Linked DNA regions of Homo sapiens: regions 2 and 3 are each linked to region 1. Evidence: chromatin loops called from intact Hi-C (ENCODE). Cell type or tissue: IMR-90. All regions are shown on one strand.

The links. Hi-C counts contacts between places; a loop is a spot of excess contacts. Peaks named below come from ENCODE experiments on the same cell type or tissue, not always from the same donor. Only the 100,000 strongest peaks of a DNase experiment are listed, where the experiment ranks them.
Region 2: it touches region 1 in a loop (8-fold over the local background); 16 of 110 quality-filtered maps call a loop at or near these places.
Region 3: it touches region 1 in a loop (7-fold over the local background); 9 of 110 quality-filtered maps call a loop at or near these places.

Annotation. Positions count from the first base shown.
Region 1 is chr1:237,676,935-237,679,434 of GRCh38, reverse strand. It overlaps RYR2 (ryanodine receptor 2), which reads right to left. Exons shown (of 105, transcript NM_001035.3): 61 at 1,323-1,387. Among named protein-coding and RNA genes, the nearest start is that of MIR4428, 210 kb to the right of the region's middle. In IMR-90, a CTCF peak has its summit at 1,377; a DNase peak (open chromatin) is centred at 1,224; H3K27ac peaks cover 548 bases.
Region 2 is chr1:237,805,702-237,808,201 of GRCh38, reverse strand. It overlaps RYR2 (ryanodine receptor 2), which reads right to left. Exons shown (of 105, transcript NM_001035.3): 99 at 1,919-2,065. Among named protein-coding and RNA genes, the nearest start is that of ZP4, 84 kb to the left of the region's middle. In IMR-90, a CTCF peak has its summit at 1,242 (motif pointing left); no DNase peak of the experiment used is centred here.
Region 3 is chr1:237,735,549-237,738,048 of GRCh38, reverse strand. All of the region lies in intron 79 of RYR2 (ryanodine receptor 2), which reads right to left. Among named protein-coding and RNA genes, the nearest start is that of ZP4, 150 kb to the left of the region's middle. In IMR-90, no CTCF peak of the experiment used is centred here; no DNase peak of the experiment used is centred here.

The DNA.
Region 1 (2,500 bases):
ACAGCTATATATAATGGGGACTACACCAGTTTTTATTGCTCTTCCTTGACAATTGGGACATTGCTTGAATTTAGTGACTGGAACATAGTAGGTACTCAATATGGTAAACGAATGAATTATAGACTTAGTAGAAATTAAGCCACATTAAGCATCTGTAAACAGATGCACCGGGGGTGCTGAGTATACGGGCAACACAAGAATGTATTTTAAAGGGAAAATTAGAGGCTGCGAATACAGCATTCTGATAATTGGCTATCAAGAAAGATTACAATCTCACAGAGACCGGAGATATATATATGGATCTATCAATTCATGAATCGCTAACTATGTGCACCCCAGGACAAACTTTGGATCTTCAAATGATTGGAACAGACTCTGAGTGCTATATTGAATGGGAAGAAAAGACAACAGAAATGTGTTTTACAGTAAAGAACACAATTTTGAAAACATACTACAAGTCAAATATTCATCAATCAAAAAGCATGCTATTTTAAAGTCCACAAAAGTTGTATTTATAGCAAATTATCTGTAATCGCTGAATGCAAGTACTTTAAAAGGAAGCAGACAGCAGTAATTAGGTCTTCAGGCTCACTGCAAGGTGTCCTAAACAAGAAAGCTTACCCAGGGGCATTTGTATATTCATGGCCATCCCTGGGCCATACCCTAATGCCTGACCCACACTAGACACACAGTAAATACTAAGTAAATGCATTAAATCATTCGGAGACTTTACAACTCTTCATGTCCATCCCTTTTTGGCTGAAAAAAGTGATGAATTTTCCAGTAATATAGCAAATTCCTGATAAATGCTTATGAAACAAAATAAATAATACCAATGGGATATATTTTGTATATAAACAATTTATCCTCTCTGATCTTCCATAAAATGAGCAGGACTAAGGTCCCACAATATTCTGTACTAAATGTTCTTATAATGTGCCTATTTATGAATTAACTCAGACTTTCCTATTTATAAAAGAAATTCTCAACTAGAAATTTTAAATCATAACAATATCCAAATGTTAAGAAATAGATATTTTTTATTCCATATCATATGATAAAACAAAAAAAATGCAGACCTAATTAAACCTCAGATAGAATGAAGTCATTTGAAGAAGGAATGCGGTAGGGAATGCAGAGTTAAAGTCTGACCAAGAATGCTGGGAAGATGATTCATGCAGTTATTTTCATGCCACAGAATATTTACGTGCAGTAAAATACACATTTGTAGACAAGTATGTTCTGAAAAGGGCAACGATCTAATGAGTAGGGTATGTAAACAAACATATTGAAGCAAAAACAAGATAGATTGTATACTGTACTTTTGCAAAGAACTTGATTTCTTGTTCATAAGGGAAATGTTCTCCTTTGCCTCTGCTGCCACCATCTGTAGATTTGAAGAGTTTTTAGGTAAATGCTGCACTGGAAACATTGCAAGATATTCATCCATAATGCAAAGGTTAGAAAGCATTGCTAAATGTATTATCCCGCTAAACTGAATGTAAAAAGCCAACCAAAAATATAAAGGCAAACTTTGGCAGTGTCATTAAAAATAAAAGGATGTTTAATACCCAAATCTAAATTTAAAAAGCTATTGAGGACAGCCCATAGTTGTGGTTAGAGACACAAACACATTTGTGTAGCTTTGAGATCTTATTGACATAGAGAGGGGAAAATGGAATAGAATAGAGTAAAAGTCCCACATTTTCAGTAGCCTTTAAGAAAAGAAGCTCACTGGGGAAGAGGACAGTGAGTGTAAATTGAATAAACATAATTGGCTAGATATTAACCCTGGCCTCTAATAATAAAGATTGCCTCTTCGTGTGACCGAAAGTTAAAGCTTCTCAATTTAAGACACAAACTAAAAAACTGCAGGAAGTCAGGATCTGGGATGAGGAGGAGGACAGCAATTTTAATATTAGGTTGGCAAATTAGCATTCCACTAAAGCATAAAGAAATTTTGACCTATGTCAAAAGATAATTTTCATAAGTGAAGCAAAAACACCCAAGTTTTCCCCATGGTTTACCAAGGTCAAGAATTGATTAACCTAATTCATTTAGCTTAGAAGGTGGCCTTTCTCACCTCCTTCATGCATATGGAAAAGGTTCATGCATATATTAATAGACGAGGTAATAATCAACTATAATAACAACGATGGCATGCAGAACATATTGGAGAGCTATCAGGTTTTAGTAAAATTTGTAAGCAGAGCTTCCAGATATTCAAGAGCCAAGCTGACTTTTGCTTGAAGAAGTTATTTTGCAAAATAATATAATAATAATAACTTGAGATAATAGTTTATCAAATTTTAGACAAAAATACAATATAATTTATAGGAAACTTATGCAATTATTTTGCAATATCAGAATGCTCTCCCCATGAACAAGTAAAAGAAAATTATGGTTTTTTAACACTTGCAAATTTCATTTGCATGGCACTTTGGCATTTGAATCTCTCTTAAGCACATTATGCAAAATGGCTGGATTCATATAAGAGACT
Region 2 (2,500 bases), 130 kb before region 1:
ATTTTTTAAAACTGAGAAATCTTGCTTTGTAAACAATGGCCAAAGTGAAAAATACCACAGCTAGTGACCAACACTGTTTTGAAGGCTATTTTTCTCAATCTATAATTAAATGTCTCTGTTTGAAAGGTCTTTCAGCTCTATGTAATCTGTTTTTAATTCCAAATTATACTTTAATTTTTGGATAGCTATAAGTATATGATAGAATTGTAGAGTATTTTTGATAGAATATGTATATGCTAAAAATGTGGCTTTTCACCCAGTTGGTGAAAATGTATTTCTGGTTTCATCACAGAAATTCGACCATACTAACAGTGCTTTATCTTTATGTGTACTTTTTCTGATTACAGCACATCTTTATGGTCTTGACTGCAACTGCTTATGCTGATTAAGTCTTTACAAAATCACTTTATAATTATCTGGAGAAAACATGTTACCTTAACAGAGGGTTTCATTCATTTCTATAAATGAAGTGCAAGGTTACTGTGAATTTCTGCATGTTTCACCTGTTAGGACTATAAAGCTCTACATATTTCTGCAAATGAAAATTTGAGGCCAGGTGGGGTGGCTCATGCCTGTAATCCTAGCACTTTGGGAGGCCGAGGCAGGCAGATCACCTGAGGTCAGAAGTTCGAGACCAGCCTGGCCAACATGGTGAAACCCCATCTCTACTAAAAATACAAAAATTAGCCGGGCATGGTGGCACGCGCCTATAATCCCAGCTATGCGGGAGGCTGAGGCAGGAGAATCACTTGAACCTAGGGAGGCGGAGGTTGCAGTGAGCCGAGATCGCGCCGCCGCATTCCAGCCTGGGTGACAGAGCAAGACTCTGTCTTAAAAACAAACAAACAAAGAAAATTTGATCCCTCAAAAAGAAACCCCACAAAGCTCAGAAATGGAAAGTAGTGCCGGACCTTTTATGTAGAAACACACATACATTTGGCATCTCCAGTTCTTTACTGCATATCCTGGGAGCTCAAACACATCTTATTAACTGACAGATAAATAGACTTTTTTGTCGCTAGACCCATGACTTGCCGTGCACGTCACAGTCATACTCAGAACCTAAAGTGACATATGTAAGAATCATGCTGAAATTTAGAAAACTGATGATAATGTGGACTTAACTGTGGACCCAGTTCAAAGCTTTTAGAGAGGCAATTATTTTAAAATGTGCTGGGCTACAAGACTCTGGAAATGAAGGAGTCTGTTAAGCCAAATAACTAACACAGAATATGTCGCCACCCAGTGGACACTTGAAAAATAGCAAGTGAACGGATCAGTGCACACTTCTGCAATATGCTTCAGGATAATGGGAAGTCTTAACATTAAGAACAGGTTCCATTGGAACGTAAGTGCATTTTCTGGACCTAGACCAGTTTTCTTCCGAGTCAGCATGACCTTGTCAAATATGAAACGTTATCCTTTTTGCTCAATTTAAAAGTAAAGAGTACATGAATATCCAGCTTAAAAATACTACATTAAAATGCAGCATCTCATATTTTACAACGAATACAATGAGTGGGTCAGGATTCTGTAACCTATTTTGGTTCTCCATAATAGCAAGTGGAGCAAATACTATACTAGGAACAAAATAATAACTAAGTTCCTGAGTGCTTGATATGGGCCAGGGGCTGTGTTAAGGCATACACATTTGTTTTTATTTCATTTTCGCAAAAATCTGGTAAGGTATGTACTTTTATTATTTTCAGTTAATTTATCCAAAGTCAAGCCAAGGCTTGAGTATAGGCCTAGGAGACCCTCAAACTACTAATCCCTGCAGTTTAGAACAGGTGCAGACCCTCCCTTCAAAAAAATCTTTAAAACTGTACATTGTCATTTGAGGGGTAGTTTTATTTTTCTTTGTTTTATTTGTTGCTTTTTTATTTTCTGCAAGGGAGGAAAAAGATAAACTGTTTACCTGTTTGCCATTGTGAGTTACTGAGGACAAGATGGTTCTTAATGTCTTGAATCCCATAGCAATGTCGAGAAGGTGAGCGGCAAAAAAAAAGTTGTTATAGTGTCCAAGAACAGACATAGTCATATACCAGGCTAGGTAGAGGAAGGACTATTAAGACAAAACGGGGGGAAAGAACATGTCAGAAAACAGAACGCATGACTATTGTTATGGGTTAAGCAAAATAAGCCAGGAACAGAAAGTTAAACTCTACATGTTCTCACTCACATGTGGAATCTTAAAAAGTTAATCTCATGGAAGTAAAAAGTAGGAGAGAGGACACTAGAGATTGGGGAGAAAAAGGAGAGGTAGGAATAGGGAGAGATTTGTTAAAAGATACAAAGTTATAGCTAGATAGAAAAAATAAGTTCTGGGGTTCTATACCGCTGTAGGATGACGGCAGGTCACAATAATATATAGTTTCAAATAGCTAGAAGGGGGATATTAAATGTTCCCAACACAAAGAAGTGATAAATGTTAAAGATAATGCATATACTAATTACCCTGATCTGATTACATTATATTTATCAAAATATCACTAGGTAC
Region 3 (2,500 bases), 59 kb before region 1:
AAAGTTCCAGACAACTGGGATGCTAATTTTTAAAATGAGGAAAGACAGCTTCCAAAAACTACCCGCTAGGAAGTTCGATATTAATAATCAACAATAGTCTAAAATGGGTTATCAAGCAAATCACTGAGGAATACTCATCCATCTTTGGCAGTTTTACCAAAGTTAGAATTCGAGTTTAAGCAATCACAGTAACATCTTGATTTCTTTAAGAATCTCATGAAAGGAGATGAGAAATATGAGTTTTATAAAAGTATGTTTAGATGGATTGAAAACAAAGTAGGTTAACCAGTCTGGGAAAGGGTATAAAAATTTCAGCTGCACACTACCAACTGAGATAAACAGAGAAATCAATCACACTTAAGTTTGTGGTTAACACAAATGGAAAGAGATAACAGTGTATGACAGAATCAAATGTTAGAAAGATTTCAGCCTGGGGCAATGGTCTGACTTGAATTATAGAAATGATGACATATACTTAATTAAAAAATTAAAAGTCAACAGTATAATACAGGATAGCTGACATGACCTGGCTGAAAATTTAATGCATTCTTGCCATTGATGGCAAATGTATAAGATCCTAAGGCAGTGCAAGTGAGGGTACAGTTCCCATACACACTACGCAGGTGAGGTCGTAACTGGAATACCGTGTTTGATTAACTTCTGGGTGGCACATATGAATATACTGGAGAATGTGCCGAGTGTAACAAACTGCGTGGTGCAAGCTGGACATCCCTGAGTTACATTAAACAATAAAATGAATATGATTATTTAATTATGAAGGGGAAAATTTGAGATAAAGCATCAACAAGGTAGCCCTCCTCAAATATTTGACCATCTATCAAAAGAAACTAGATTTAGCTTTAGGATCCAACAAAATCAATATGGAGGCAAATTCAGTTTCACTCACAAGGAAGAACTCTAACAATCAGAAACAACCTATTCTTAAATCAAGAGCTTCTACCTATTCTCAAACCAGGAGCTTCTACCTGTTCAGCCCACTTCGATTCTTCAGCTGCAGAGAACACCCAGGCTGGGGGCTGCTCTACAATCTCTTTCTCACCTCCCTCTTTCTTCATTTCCTTACAAGCCACCTCCTAGCAACATACAAACCTGCTTTGATCTACTGTTCTCAACAAGAGTCTGGCAGAAATCTTCACCCTTGATGAATCTAACTTCCTGGCTTCTCAGAATTTGCATTTGGTTCTGAGAATTGCTAGTTGTCCTCACACAGCCAGGGGGAGCATTACTGCTACAAATTCGTAGACAACAGCCTAAAATAAACCAGGCTTCCTTCACAGTCCGTGAGTCCTATTTTAATTTCTAGCCCATGTGCCATGCCAATTGCCACGATGTCTCTTTCAGTGCTTCTCTCTCTCCTCCAGCCTTCCTTTGCTTCTCTCTCTCCTCTAGCCTTCCTTTATAGACTTCATCAAACACTTAGGTGTCAGCAGGTGACTGTCCTTTTGTCTTCAGAGAGAGAGCGAGCAAATAACCTTAAAAGGAAACATTTCCAACCTCCCATTATCCTGGCAGCCTTCCCTTCTTCCCTTTGTATCTTTTATCCTTTTATCTTTTTTTTTTTTTTTTGAAACGGACTCTCACTCCATCGCCCAGCCTGGAGTGCAGTGGTGCAATCACGGCTCACTGCAACTTTCCGCCTCCCAGATTCAAGCAATTCTCCTGCCTCAGCCTCCTGAGGAGCTGGGATTACAGGTGTGCACCACCGTGCCTGGCTAATTTTTGTATTTTTAGCAGAGACGGGGTTTCACCATGTTGGCCAGGCTGCTCTCAAACTCCTGATCTCAAATGATCCATCCGCCTCGGCCTCCCAAAGTGCTGAGATTATAGGTGTGAGCCACCGTGCCCAGCCCTATCCTTTTATCTTTTAACCCAGTGTTTATTAAACTATGTGTTTCAGCTCATCAATCAGACATAAAAACAATTTGGTGATTCATGATAAAATAAAAACAACTCTGTTTAAATAGAATGGAAAAGTTCAGACTACATTGCTCATAGGAAGAGTAAAATTTTGTGAAACTTTTCTTTCATGGCATATATTTTTATGTTACTTTAAACATACAGTTTTATGTTTCTATAAATATACAGTTGGCCCTCCATTGGTTCTGAATCCATGGAGTCAACCAACTGTGGATAGAAAATATTTGGAGAAAGTAAAATGGGTGATTGTGTCTGTACTGAACATGTACAGATATTTTTCTTATCATTATTCCATAACAATATGATAGAGTTGAACAACTATTTACTTGGCATTTACATTGTATTAGGTATTATAAGTAATCTAGAGATGATCTAAGTATACAGGAGGATGTGTGTAGGTTACATGCAAATACTATGCCATTAGTCAGGGATTTGAGCATTCTTGGATTTTGATATCCCACTGGGGGTCCTGGGACCAATCCCCCATGAATACTGAGAGATGACTGTACCGGGTAAATGTATTTCTTGCTGTAGGTTAGAGTTTAAAATAAATTAGAAAGCC